Linked DNA regions of Homo sapiens: region 2 is linked to region 1. A link is a contact called in ENCODE Hi-C data. All regions are on one chromosome and are shown on one strand. The core of a region is the stretch at or near the end of the contact, and the rest is flanking DNA. Distances in the headings are between cores, read along the strand shown. Region 1 holds the start of RXYLT1-AS1 (RXYLT1 antisense RNA 1). Region 2 overlaps RASSF3 (Ras association domain family member 3).

The links. A loop is a pair of places that touch in the nucleus more often than their neighbours do. Pooled maps may share reads with other maps.
Region 2: a loop to region 1 is called in a map of HCT116, with 5 times the contacts of the local background. The contact joins the enhancer-like site here to the promoter of RXYLT1-AS1 in region 1. A Hi-C loop is called at or near these places in 6 of 168 maps with a recorded cell type or tissue (A673, HCT116, PC-3 and 3 more) and 12 of 50 pooled maps.

The regions. Positions count from the first base shown.
Region 1 is chr12:63,818,924-63,826,460 of GRCh38, reverse strand. It overlaps RXYLT1-AS1 (RXYLT1 antisense RNA 1), which reads left to right and starts at 4,305. Exons shown (of 4, transcript NR_126167.1): 1 at 4,305-4,532. It overlaps MIR10527 (microRNA 10527), which reads right to left and starts at 2,798; the gene lies at 2,734-2,798. It also overlaps the pseudogene PABPC1P4.
Region 2 is chr12:64,695,302-64,702,838 of GRCh38, reverse strand. RASSF3 (Ras association domain family member 3) reads right to left here. Exons shown (of 5, transcript NM_178169.4): 5 at 5,275-7,537. Among named protein-coding and RNA genes, the nearest start is that of GNS, 60 kb to the left of the region's middle. Within about 2 kb of position 4,663, at least 5 of the 41 ENCODE cell types and tissues checked have a DNase peak (open chromatin) inside an H3K27ac peak, as active enhancers do.

The sequences.
Region 1 (7,537 bases), core at 3,056-5,555:
TGATAATTATTGAATGTTTAAAAGTATTTAATTCTTAGGTTAAAGGAAAGGACTTGGGAAATCACAGAAGGGCATTGGTGGCTGGGTGTTCTGCTCAATGGCTGTAAAGCTGCAGTGTGCGAGACAACTGCTTACTCCAAAGATCTGTTCATCCAACAGCTGATAAACTCTTCTTTCCCAGTTCCCTACTCTCCTCTGGCTCTTAAGTTGGGAAATATCAGAAGCAAAAAGTCAGAAAAACCATGATGCTATCTGTGATTTCACTACTCCCTCTTTCGGACATAGACTGCACTTGCACCATGAGAGTCATCCACTTTCCATGGCATAATACAATAAATGACTTCCGTTTCTGTATTTCTATTTTGTAACCAAAACTATCAAATGGTACTTAGTACATAAAGACTTCAAATTAATATATTTTTATCTATTTACCTAACTATTTAATCTAGACATATCTATCTGCCATAGGTATATAAATATAGACAGGTAGATGGATGATAGAGAGATGGAGATATGGCTAGATCTATAGATAGATATACGTGATAGGCTTGTCTTCCTTCTCTTTTTTTCTAAGTCTTTGTGACATGGAATTTCCCTCCACAAAGCATTTAAAAATATTGTTATTAACTGACAATTTACCCTTGACTATCTGATGTCTTTTTATCAAATTCTATTTCATATCTTTTAATCATAATATTTATCTAGTTTTCTGATGTGATGTTTTTCCCCTGAAAGAGAAACTGGCTCAGCACAAATCACCAACTTTGTATTACTATTATTTTAATTTTAATTTTTTGGACAGAGTTTTGCTCTGTAGCCCAGATTGGAGGGCAGTGGCATGATCTCGACTCACTGTAACCTCCACCTCCTGGGTTCAAGCGATTCTCCTGCCTCAGCCTCCTGAGTAGCTGGTATTACAGGCACATGCCACCACTCACAGCTAATTTTTTGTATTTTTAGTAGAAACAGGGTTTAATTATGTAGGTCAGGCTGGTCTTGAACTCCTGACCTCAAATGAATCACCCGTCTTGGCCTCCCAAAGAGCTGGGATTACAGGCATGAGCCACTACGCCCAGCCATATTATTATTATTTTTGAGACAGGCTCTGTTTCAAAAGGCTGGAGTGTGGTGGTGCAATCACAGCTCACTGCAGCCTTAACCTCCTGGGCTCAAGTGATCCTCCCACCTCAGCCTCCTGAGTAGCTGGGACTGCAGCTGTGCGCCACCATGCCCAGATAATTTTTGTAATTTTGTAGAGATGGGGTTTCTCCATGTTATCCAGGCTGGTCTCAGAACTCCTGGGCTCAAGTGATCTGCCCGCTTTGACCTCCCAAGGTGTTGTGATTACAGGTGTGAGCCACCACGCTCGGCACCAACTTTATTATACCAGCCTACATTTTATTCCTTTCCTTTCTATTCTTCCCTCCCTCCCTTCCTACCTTTCCTCCTTTCTCCCCTACTTTTTGTGATCTTTTATAACTGCTGAAATGATCACATGTATTCCTTGCTACAGTGCAAGGTATATTGGGATAACAAAATATATGCGGAAGATAATAGACATATATAAGTCAAAGGGTCCCTCTATTACTTTTATTATTCATTAAGTTGAGCCAAGATTTTGTTGGCTTTACAATTAATTGGGAGATACAAGCATATGATGCAAAACCCATGCAGTATTAAAATGTATACAGTGAGGGAAAAGAGTCTGTTTTACACATCAGCTTCCCGCCTAAGGGACAATCTCTGTTGCCTGTTCCTTAATATATGTATTTTAAAAGCGATATCCTCTGCACATGGTTAACAAAATGGAGTGGAATTTCAGGGTGATATTATGTTCCTCATTTAATGGAGAGAAAAAAGCATATGCCCTCAAATACCCTTCTGCCTCTTCTCCCCTCCCCTCCCCGTCCCCCACCCCCTTCCTTCCTTCTTTTTTGAGATGGGGTCTTGCTCCGTCACCCAGGCTGGAACACAATGATGCGATCTCAGCTCACTGTAACCTCTGCCTCCCGGGTTCAAGAAATTCTCCTGCCTCAGTCTCCTGAGTAGCTGGGATTACAGGCGCGTGCCACTATGCCCGGCTAATTTTTGTATTTTATTATTATTATTTTTTTCACCATTTAAGGAATTGTTATTAAAGCAATAATTTTATAATCCAAATTACGTTTCCTAGCTCAGTTATCAATTCTGTTACTTAAAACAGAACTGACATTTTGAACTATTCCACAGTAAAGAATTACAAAATTAAAGAAAGGAATGCTTTAAATTTTTGCACTTTGCTGAAAATTTTTTCCCAGAGTCTATAAAACATTAATTGGTTTTCATATTTTACTATTTTTGTGTTTTTTTAAAATTTTTAAATCAATAAGTAATCTAGGACTAGCATTATGTTTGCTAGACCTGGCATTTTCTCGGTACATAAGGTTCAAAGTTTCTTTTCCTTTTTAAATTTATTTTATATTTTGCAATGTTTATTAAAAAAATAATATTTACATTTTTCGATGTTTAGATATTTTTCTTCTGTGAAGCACAAGTTTCTTTTCATGGTACCTGATCAATTTTAAACAGTTGGAACACCGGTGGCACGGTTAACTGCTTTCTGGGCAGCCACTTCAGCTTGGTGGGCTTGTAGTACAGCTACAGTTTCATTAACCTTAGAACGGAGTGACTCTGGAGACTCCAGCATATGAAGAAGTTCTGAATTACCAATCTCCAACAACATGCCAGTGATTTTACCAGCAAGAGTAAGGTGCATGGCTTGAATAAGAGGAAACAGCCGTTCACCCAACATTTGCTTTTGCTCTTGAGCATGGGCAGATACCAACATGGAAGCAGTCAAAGGTTCCTGACCTTGTACATGAGCAGCAGGCTGTTGCATTGTAACTTGTGGCTGTGCATTAAGATGTTTCTGAGGACTGCGAACTCCCGCAGCATAGTTATAATGTGGAGTGGCAGCAGCAGCAGCTGCAGGACGTGGACCCATTGTCTGTGTCGATGTGTTAGCAACACGCTGTGTTGACATAACTCATGGAACCTGTGAAGAAGCTGGTCTCATAGTACTAAATGGTGGTCTAGGAGCAGCCGGGCGGATAGCACTGGGCCTATTTTGGAATGGATGGGGTCTGGCACCCTCAGCAGTCCAGCGAGGACTTGGTCTTAGTTGAGCAATTTGGCTAGGAGGATAGTATGCAGCACCGTTCTGAGTCTGTGGGATAGCTGCCATGAAGTAACCTGAAGGAGGTGCTGGCTGGTAGGGGTTGATTTCAAGATTGGGCACAGCTCGTACACTTGCCATTCTTTGCATATACTGGTTAGTGAGGTGAGCCTGGCACTCTTCTTTGCGCTGAGCTAAAGCAACATACAATGGCTTTGTGGCCACAATTCTACCATTCATTTCTGTAACTGCTTTAGTGGCTTCTTCTGGTGAGGAGAAACATACAAAACCAAACCCTTTGCAGCGACCACCCTCCATCATAACCTTTGCACTGGTGATTGTACCAAATGGAGAAAACTCTTTCCGGAGACGTTAATTATTAATGCCATCATCAAGATTTTTCACATAAAGATTAACACGGTGGTATCTGGTGATCCTATCTTGCCTCACCTGTTCAAATTTGCGCTTAAGTTCTGTCTGCCGTTCCACTTTTTTCTGAGCTCTACCTACATAAATTTGTTTTCCATTGAGCTCCTTTCATTTCATCCACAGCTTTCTGTGCATCTTCAAGCCTTTCAAAGCTTACAAATCCAAATCCTTTAGATTTTCCACTTTCACCAGTCATTACTTTCACATTTAAGGCAGGCCCAAACTTGCCAAAGAGATTCTTAAGGCGCTCATCATCCATGTCTTCTCCGAAATTCTTGATGTAAACATTGGTGAACTCTTTCACGTAGCTCCAAGTTCAGCTTCTCGTTCTTTATGAGACATAAATCGTCCAACAAATACTTTGCGATCATTTAGGAGCATTCCATTCATTTTTTCCATAGCTCTTTCAGCTGCTTCCTGTGTCTCAAAGTGTACAGATCCATAGCCCTTGGAATCATTTTCATCACAGCCCACCTTACATGAAAGGATGTTACCAAAAGCAGAAAAATGTATCATACAGTGCTTTATTATCAATGGATTTGTCCAGATTTTTAATGAATATGTAGCCCACTCCACTTTTGCGAAGTGATGGATCACGCTGAGACTACACGATGCGTACTGGCTTGCCCTTTATAACATCAAAATTCATAGTGTTCACAGCATGCTCCGCGTCCGCGGGCTACTGGAAGTTCACATACGCGTAGCCCAAGGAGCCGTGGGTGATCATGTCCCTGCAGACCCGGATGGAGAGGATGAGCCCGGCCGCGCTGAACTTCTTGTAGAGCATCGCCTCGGTCACGTCGGGATGGAGGTCCCCCACGTACAGCGAGGACGTAGCTGGGGGCACTGGGGTTCATCTCGGCACTGCTGCTCGCAGGGCCACAGGCCGCGACCTTTCCGTGAGAGGAGGAGAGCGAATGCTGGGGCTAGGGGCCGGAGCTGGGGGAAGGTGAGCGGGGGCAAGCGCAAGCGCAAGCGCAGAGGGACAAAAATCACCCGGAATCGAAAACTACTTCACCGCCCCAGAATGGTGTTGATCCGCTGCCGCTGGCTGCGGGCGAAGGTGGAGGTGTCAGTCCGGACAGCGGGAAGGCCTCGGTCTCTTGGTTCCTTTTTGGAGCTGCTGCGGGCGGGCGAGTCGGCCTCGGCTGCTTCACGGGGTTACTTTATAAAAGAAGAAGAAGAAAAAAATAAAAGTCTATGGCAGGGGAGAGGCGGATTTTTTGTAAATTGTGGGAAAGTTTTTAAAATATTTTTTTAGATTTTTTTTTAATAATAAATGTATGTTCCGAGCCTGGAGCACACACTCCGCACTCTGAGCACTAACTGCCGGGAGAAGGGGCTAATTTTTGTATTTTCAGTAGAAACGGGGTTTCACCATGTTGGCCAGGCTGGTATGGAACTCCTGACCTCAGGTAATCTGTCCGCCTAGCCCTCCCAAAGTGCTGGGATTACAGGCGTGAGCCACCACGCCCGGCCAGTTTTTCTTTTTTTCTGATGTAGGCACTTGTAGCTATAAAATTCCCTCTTAGTACTGCTTTTGCTGTATCCCATAGGTTTTGGTATGTTGTGTTTCCATTATCATTTGATTCAATAAATATTTCAATTTCCTTTTTAATTACTTCATTGATCCACTGGTCGTTCAGGAGTATATTGTTTAATTTCCATATGTTTGCATAGTTTCCAAAATTCCTCTTGTTATTAATTTCTAGTTTTGTTTCATTGTGGTCAGAGAAAATGCTTGATATTATTTCAGGGTTTTTTTTAGACTGAGTCTCCCTCTGTCACCCGGGCTGGAGTGCAGTGGCGTGATCTCAACTCATTGCAACCTCTGCCTCCTGGGTTCGAGTGACTCCCTTGCCTCAGCCTCCCGAGTAGCGGGGACTACAGGTGTGTTCCACCATGCCTGGCTAGTTTTTGCATTTTTAGTAGAGATGGGGTTTCACTATGTTGGCCAGGCTGGTCTCAAACTCCTGACCTTGTGATCTGCCTGCCTCGGCCTCCCAAAGTGTTGGGTTACAGGCATGAGCCACTGCACCCGGCCCAGTTTTTTTTTTTTTTTTTTTAATGTTTTAAGACTTATTTTGTGACCTAATAGATGGTCTATTCTTGAGAATAATCTATGTGCTGAGGAAAATAATGTGTGTTCTGCAGCCATTGGATGAAATGTTCCATAAATATCTATTAGATCCGTTTGTTTTATAATGCAGATTAGGTCCAATTCATTAATTTTCTATCTGGAAGATCTGTCCAGTGCTGAAAGTGGGGTGTTGAAGTCTTCAGGTAGTATCATATTGGGAACTATCTCTCTCTTTAGCTCTAATAATATTTACTTTATATATCTGAGTGCTCCAGTGTTGGGCACATATACATTTAAAATTGTTATATCCTCTTGCTGAACTGACCCCTTTATCCTTACATAGTGACCTTCTTTGTCTCTTCTTTAGATTTGTCTTGAAATCGATTTTGTCTAAGTATAGCTACTCCTGCTCTTTTTTGGTTTTTATTGGCAGGGAGTATCTTTCTATCCCTTTATTTTCAGTCTATGTGTGTCTTTGTAGGTGAAGTGTCTTTCTTGTAAGCAACAGATCAGTGGGTCTTATTTTTTTATCCATTTAGCTACTCTATGTCTTTTGATTGGAGAGGTTAGTCCATTGAAGAATTTACATTCAATGTTATTATTGATAAGTAAGAACTTACTTTTGCAATTTTGTTAATTGTTTTCTGGCTGTTTTGTGGTCTTCTTTCTTTCTTTTCTTCCTGTTTTCCCTTAGTAAATATTATTTTCTCTGGTGATATGATTTAGTTCCTTGCTTTTTGTTTTTTGTGTATTCATGGCATGTTTTTTTCATTTGAGATTACCATGCGGCTTGCAAACGCTATCTTATAACCCATTATTTTAAGCTGATAAAAACTTATCACTGTTTGTATAAACAAACAAGCAAAAAGAAACCTAATAAAAAGTTTACACTCTAACTTCATCCCCCCTTTTTAATTTTTTGTTGTTTCTATTTATATCTTATTGTACTGTTCATGTCTTAAAAAGTTGTCATAGTTATTATTTTTGATTGATTCATCATTTAATCTTTCTGCTTATGACAAGAGTAGTTTACATACCACAGTTACAGTGTTATCATAGTCTGTGTTTCTCCATGTACTTATTTATTACCAGTGAGTTTTGTACCTTTTCTTTCAAATTGAAGAACTCTCTTTAGCATTTCTTGTAGGACAGGTCTGGTATTGATGAAATCCCTCAGTTTTTGTTTGTCTGGGAAAGTCTTTATTTATCCTCCATATTTGAAGGATGTTTGGACTGGATATACTATTCTAGGGTAAAAGTATTTTTTTTATTCAGCATTTTAAATATGTCATGCCACTCTCCCTTGGCCTGTAAGATTTTCACTGAAAAGTCTGCTGCCAGATATATTAGAGCTCCATTGTATGTTATTTGTTTCTTTTCTCTTGCTGCTTTTAGGATCCTTTCTTTATCCTTGACCTGTGGGAGTTTGATTATTAAATGCCTTAAGGTAGTTATCTTTGGGTTAAATCACCTTAGTGTTCTGTAATCTTCTTGTACTTGGATATTTATATCTTTCTCTATGTTTGGGAAGTTCTCTGTTATTATCGCTTTGAATAAACTTTCTACCCCTGTCTCTCTACCTCCTTTTTAAGGCCAATAACTCTTAGATTTTCCCTTTTGAGGCTATTTTCTAGATCCTTTAGGGATGCTTCATTGTTTTTTATTATTTTTTTCTTTTGTCTCTTCTGACTGTGTATTTTCAAATAGCTGTTCTCATGCTCACTAATTCTTTCTTCTGCGTGATTCATTCTGCTATTAAAGGCCTCTAATGTATTCTTCAGTATGCCAATTGCATTTTTCAGCTGGAGAATTTCTGCTTGATTCTTCTTATTTCAATCTCTTTGTTAAATTTTTTCTTATAGAATTGAATTCTG
Region 2 (7,537 bases), core at 3,414-5,913, 880 kb before region 1:
AGGGGCCAGTACCAGAGATTCAGATTAAGTAGCTTCAGAGTCAATGAACAGAAAAATCTGCCTTTAAAAAATCAGCCTGGGCAGTGGCTTACACCTATAATCCTAGTGTCTTGAGAGGTCAAGACAGAAAGATCATGAGGCCAGGATTTCGAGACCAGCCTGGGCAACATAGCCAGACCTCATCTCTACAAAAAAATTAAAAAATTTGCTGGGCATGGTGGCATGCCCCTCTAGTCCCAGCTACTTGGGAGGCTGAGGTGGGATGATTGCTTGAGCCTAGAAACTAGAGGCTTCAGTGAGCTATGATCATGCTACTGTGTAACAGAGCAAGACCTACCTCGAAAAAACAAAATTCAGCACCTTCCACAGTTCCGAAGGCAGTCTGTGAAGAAATAGTGTGGTAACCTCATTTTGTCTTGAAATATCTTCCGAAAGATCCTAAACGTTGCCTTTTCCTAACTACCACCTTCATAACAAATAACTTTCCATGATAAAGGGGACATTATTTCTGGCCTCCCCAACACCACTACACCCTTAAAGCCCACTTCCTTCCCCAGCACACACAAACTCCTATACAAACTGTATCTAGATAAAGGCGATAGAACTGGAAGTTTTCTGATGGCTGGGCACAGTGGCTCACCTCTGTAATCGCAGCACTTTGGGAGGCCGAGGCGGGTGGATCACCTGAAGTTAGCAGTTCAAGACCAGCCTGGCCAACATGGTGAAACCCTGTCTCTACTAAAAATACAAAAATTAGCTGGGCGTGGTGGTGGGTGCCTGTAATCCCAGCTACTTGGGAGGTTGAGTCAGGAGAATCGCTTGAACTTGGGAGGCGCAGGCTGCAGTGAGCCAAGACCGAGCCACTGCACTCCAGCCTGGGCGCAAGAGTGAGACTCTGTCTCAGAAAAAAAAAAAAAAAGAACTGGAAGTTTTCTGAAAGCTGGTCTTTTTGTTCCTCAGTTTCTATGGTTGGCCTTACCTGCTCAGTCAAGCATCTTTTATTAATAAGGCCTCGAAATACTCAATCTGACCTAAACAAAATTGACTATGAATGTTTTCCTTGCAAAGATCACATATGCAAGAAAAATGTTTGAAATGTTCACCATCTTTAAAAGAATCTGAAGACACCATTTATAGTTCTGAGTAAAAGGTTTGAATTTAAGCTGTTGCCTCCCTGCCTGCAACAGCAGTAATTCAAGAATTCTAAGTTTTGGCAAGGCACTAAAGTTTGCTGCTTCAGAATTTTTAGAATTTAAACAAATTTTATTGCACCTGTAAATGGAAAAACCCTGTAGAGCAGAGCCTCCCTAGAAAGCCACTTCAGAGACAGGAACCACAGAGGGCTTAATGAATCCCACGTGTCCACAAAGCGTGGCTCAACAGCCGGCAGTACATATGCCAGCAAACACAAACCAGATAGATGCCCTTAATGACCCAGGCCCATTGTAATCGGAACTCCTCGTTTAGAAAGAGAAAAAAATGAACTCTCCTGATTGAAATAACTCCCTCCCCAAAACAAAGTCAAATCCCAATTTCTTTTGAGGTTTACAAAGAGCCCTGATGTTTTGTTGTTTGTGCGTAAATAATACTTAAAGGTGCTCACATTTCTCAGAAACAAGAAGAAGAGAGGAGCTTTCAGAGTTCACTTGATGCCAAATGCAGCCTCAGCCAGACACGTGAGAACCACAATCATCCTTTGGAAACACTATTTAAGATCAAAGGGGTCTATCCTGTACCCTGCTATTCTCATCTCCTGGAATAGGGAAAGACTTGTCAAAAAACAAAACAAAATGAAACCAAAACCAACAGGCAAAAAAACCCCAAAAGACAAAAAACAAAAACCCAAACCCAGATCCAAGCCTGAAGATGGAATAAATGATTTAGCTTCAGAGTTGTTGGTATATAACCCAGCTAGTCCCCACTCCCTCCTATTCCAGCCTTCACCACACCTGCCCCCCCACCTTTATCCTTATATAAAACTTCTTTCTTGAACATTCAATTAAGCAAGTAGTGATTCACACCACACAAGCATATGCTTTAGACTTTGAATACTTACCTCCTAGTTTCTCTCTGCAGAGGATGAGCCTTGTTTGGGGGAATGGTTCCATGAGTCAAACCTTTGCACAAGTTTTGTGGCTCCTATAGCACTCTGTAGTACTGAAGCTGTTCTTCTGGTGGTTCCAGGAGAATTGTCTTACCAACTACAGTGAGACCACTAAGTTTGGTTACCTGCCGTGTTATTTCCCCCATGCAACAGAACCTCTAAATGAAAATACAGGTCTGGGCTGGGCATGGTGGTTGTAATCCCAGCCCTTTAGGAGGCCAAAGCAGGAGGATCACTTAAGCCCAGGAGTTTGAGACCAGCGTGGGTAATATAGCCTGACTCCATCTTTACAAAAATGAAAAAAAATTAGCTGGATGTGGTGGCAGGCACCTGTTGTCCCAGCTACTTGAGAGGCTGAGATGGGAGGATCTCTTAAGCCCAGGAGGTTAAGGCTGCAGTGAGCCGTAATCACGCCACTACATTCCAGCCTGGATGACAAGGTGAAACCCCATCCGAAAAAATAAAAAGAAAGCACAGGTCAGCATTTCATTCTATGTGACTTAGTATAATCACCTGAATGAAATGATAAATGAACCAAAATGGATGAGAACACACTGATATCAACAAACCCCAATGGCACCAAAACAGTTACGCTTCTGGGCAAACTGTCCATTACGGCAATTTAACAGACTTTTGCTCCTTTACTCAATAGGCAATTTAACTGAGAAACTAGAGAGCACTTACAGGAAAAGATGGTAGAGAAACGGGGCAGTGTCCGGCTCTGCCACTCACTCACACAGTGGCCTTGAGCAAGCTGCTAAACCTCAACATGTCCATTTCCACATTTGTGAAAAAAGGGATATGACGAAATAGTGTGATAACGTCACAGGAGAGTCAATGAGTTGATACATATTAAGCATTTCAGAAGAATGCCTAGCACATGGTAAGCACTTTGTTGGCATTGGCTACTATAGTGTAGACCTTCACCACCACCCTTTTTTTTTTTTTTTTTTTTTTTGAGATAGAGTCTTGCTCTGTTGCCCAGGCTGGAGTACAGTGGCGCAATCATGGCTCACTGCAGTACTCACGGCTCACTGGAGTACAGTGGCGCAATCACGGGGCTTGAACCCCGCCTCCCGGGTTCAAGCAATTCTCCTGCCTCAGCCTCTTGAGTAGCTGAGACAGCAGTCGTGTGCCACCACGCCTGGCTAATTTTTATATTTTTAGCAGAGAAGAGGTTTTGCCATGTTGGCCAACCTGGTCTTGAACTCCTGGCCTCAAGAGATCAGCCCGCCTTGGCCTCCCAGAGTGCTGGGATTACAGGCATGAGCCACTGTGCCTGGCCCCTTTTCTTTTTTTTTTTTTTTGAGACGGAGTTTCACTTTGTCGCCCAGGCTAAGTGCAATGGGGCGATCTCGGCTCACTGCAACCTCCGCCTCCCTGGCTCAAGCAATTCTCCTGCCTCAGCCTCCTGAGTAGCTGGGATTACAGGTGTGCGCCACCACGCCCAGCTAATTTTTGTATTTTTAGTAGAAACGGGGTTTCACCATGTTTGGTCAGGCTGGTCTCAAACTCCTGACCTCATGATCTGCCCACCTCGGCCTCCCAAAATGCTGGGATTACAGGCATGAGCCACCGCGCCCAGCCCCCTTCTTTCAATAAAACAAAATACCTAATTAGCGTTATCTGACAGTGTCTCCGAATTTGTCACCAACTGATAACTGTTGTTTCAATAAATATTCATGTGAGCCAGGCACGGTGGCTCACACCTGTAATCCCAGCACTCTGGGAGGCCAAGGCCGGCAGATTACCTGAGGTCAGGAGTTTGAGACCACCTTGGCCAACAGGGTGAAACCCCGTCTTTACTAAAAATACAAAAATTAGCCAGGTGTGGTGGCACACGCCTGTAATCCCATCTACTCCAGAGGCTGAGGCAGGACAATTGCTTGAACCTAGGAGGTAGAGGTTGCAGTGAGCCCAGATCGTGCCACTGCACTCCAGCCTGGGAGACAGAGTGAAACTCTATCTCAAAAAAAAAGGTTTTTTTTTAGTAATAAAAATTGACTTAAAAAAAAAAGTCCTACCTGTAATCCCAGCACTTTGGGAGGCTGAGGTGTGTTGGTCACTTGAGGTCAGGAGTTTGAGACCAGCCTAGCCAACGTGGAGAAACCCCGTCGCTACTAAAAATACAAAAAAAAAAATTAGTCGGGTATGGTGGCAGGCACCTGTAATCCCAGCTACTAGGGAGGCTGAGGCAGGAGAATCGCTTGAACCTGGGAGGTGGAGGTTACAGTGAGCCAAGATCATGCCACTGCACTCTAGCCTGGGTGGCACATTGAGACTCCATCTCCAAAAAAAATAAAGGATAAAAATATAAAAATTCCCAAACATTCTCCACGCACCTTGGGTAGTAACCCAAGTAGAACCCCCAAACCTGATTCCTCTGAATATTTCAGTAGAAAAGCAAAATTATACAGAGCCATAATTTTCTATCACAGTATTTTTATTTAGGGAGCAGCTATGGTACGTGAAAGGCCTCTACCACCTGGTGCCAGCCTTGCTCCTTTCATCAGCCCCTCCAGGGGGCAGTGTAGTAGTAAAAACACTCCCAACAGCAGGCATGGAAGCTGAAACCATGGCACAAAGCCGAGGTGCAGGTGCGCAGAGGGTGGCACTCCATCGTCCCTGTGGTTCCCCAGACACTATCCATCCCATCTGTGTAAGGCAGTCATGGTGACCAAAAAAATACAAATACTCACTTTATGTTGAAGTGGTATGTTTCAGGGGTAGGAGACCTCAGGGCAAGAACAGGGGTGGAGGGAGAGATTTCTAAAGAACTGACAAGGTTCTATTTTAGTAATGGTCAGGGGGTGTCCATTTTATATAATAATCCTTTAAACTGTTCGCATGCTTTTTTATTTTTATTTTTTCACTCTCGGCCTCCCTCCTCTTTTGCATGCTTTATATACTTTTAAATGTGTATATTTCAAAAATTAAAACAATTGTTTTAAATACATTGGAATATGCTGTGTGAGCTTAGGGTTATTTTTCCTCAGAGGATAAGGCAAAGAGAAAATGATATCTGGGAGAACAAATATGACCCACGCGAACCTAGTAAAGTTGTTGCATTCCAGCATGTGTCCCTGTGTATATGTGCAAAAGCAGCTCAGCGCACTCCTGTGACCTTTTTAAATCTAGCATATTATCATAAATAAACACACATAAACAACTAATAACTTCAATTTTTAATAATGGAAACAATTTTGCCATTCTAGAAACTATTTTAGGGGAGAAAAATCTTCCCTACAAAAATAAACTTAAACCCATCAAAATTATAAATATTATAACTTTTTACTTCTGCCATTTAAAATGCTCTCCTGCAATACCACCCCTTCATTTAACATCCTTCCTGTACCATCACATATTGAAGAGAAAACAGTATTACAGCAAAGCTTAGATAGTTTAACATAATGATTTGTACAATGATTCTTAAAAAATCTTTGGCCTTAGTGGCCTTTTTTCTTCACTTACACATTAAAAATGCTGCTGCAGTAACCAGTGTTTGGGAAAGGACATCAGTCTTCAAGAACCATAAACTGACAGAATTTCAATACAGTAGGTTTCCAAATTGCAATTTGTAGTGCACATGACAGTAAGCGAGGTTTTGGGTAAATATAGATGAGGATGCCTATTCAGACAATCTACTTCAAGTAAAAAAAAAAAAAAAAAAAAAATTCACAGATACCCATCAGCTACTACTTTAGGTTCTAACAGTGTCTTAATCTGAGAAACAAATGCTTCACAAAATATAAGTTTACTGGGATGAATAATTAAAAAACCAGGTGGTAATAACAATATACTCAAATCCAGGCCATAGTCTGAATAATAAAACCAGTACAAAAAATCACGAAGGCATTCCCTGAACAATAAAGGTAAAGTGTTGGATGACAATGTCACTAAAACCTCATCAATGTACAAAAGAGAAGTTACATGCAAAATTAAACAAGATGTGCCATACATATTTTATAGCTAATTCTATTTTTTTCAACTTTCCTTAAATGCTTAGGAAGATATGATTGTCTCAGTAAATTGTGTGGCACAGCATAACAACTTAAGTCTGCCTCCAACAAGATGGGTATTCTCCAAAAAGTCAGAAGAGCCACCAAGAGACGAACAGAAATGCAATAAAAGGCACAGTTCACTTGGGCAAAGAACTGAAGCACCTTGGAATTTCAAAAAGAATCCATTAGGTGTCACCAAAGTGTTAACAATTCCTTGGGAATTTATAAACAAAAAATATCTAGACTAAAAATAGAATATAAGGCCCCTCTGGAACCACTGCACACCTTTCCCTCTGTTCTCAGATTAAACTGCTGCATAAAATGAGGTTATTTAGCCTGTTTTTAAGGAAGGCTTCTATTGCACATGCATCTCTTTGGTTGGTAATAACATGTACTTTTGTTAAAATATTTCCATAATGAAGCCCTGTTGTGTGGTTAGCTGGGTGTGGACTTTCCTCCCTTTCTTGGGGGCCCTCCTACTCACAGTCAAGTTGCCCTTTAGAACTAAAGATCTGGTAGGATTGGGTCTTTATTCAATAGCCCTGTTCTCTATTATGTAAGAACAGATTTCAATGTAGAAAAGAAAGGGAGAGGGAGAGAGAGGGAGGGAAGGAGGGAGGGAGGGAGGGAGGGAGGGAGGGAGGGAGGAAAAGAACAAGGTAGGGTGGGAGACAGCAGGGAAGGAAAGAAAAAAGGGAAGAAAGGAAAAGGAAAGGAGGAATAAAAGGGAAGAGAGTGATTGTCACCAAAGTTTACTTGACAAATATCCTAGCTAACAATCAAGGGAAAAACAGCTGCCCCTACCCAAATTCCGTCTCAACTTTGAAAACCACCTGTGGGGGGAAAGCTATACACTATGTAACTTAACAAGAGTTAGTGAACTGTCACTGTCCTGCCTATGCAGAGCAGCTACACCAATCAGACCTTCCACTCCAAAAGGGCAGAATTAAAGGGTCGGATCCAGCTGCGTGAGGCCCACCTCTGCCCAGGTCAGTAGGCTACACCTGCCTGATTCTCTGATTGGTCAGCTGCAGAGTTCATGGGTCCCTCCTTTTGGTTTAGCTCCTGCCTCTGGCTCTGTTCCCATATTCTACCCACCAGGAAACCAAGCGATCCTAAAATGGGTTTAACACCTCCACACTGAATGCTTTTAACTCGTTTACAAGCAACTACCCCTTTCTCCACTACCCCTAACTGAAAAGCCAAGTCACCTTCCATAGCCCGCAGCACTCGCCACCACCGCACATGCCTTCTTCCAAACTTACACTTTGCTTTCTCTGTCAACCCCCTAACAAAATCCTTCACAATAAATTCCTCAGAGTTCCTAGATTCCTGTGCCTTTCGATTCACATGGATAGATTCCTCTGACATTAAAAAAAGAAAACAAAACCAAACAAAAAACCAGACAGGTAGTTTCAAAATAGGACAAGTA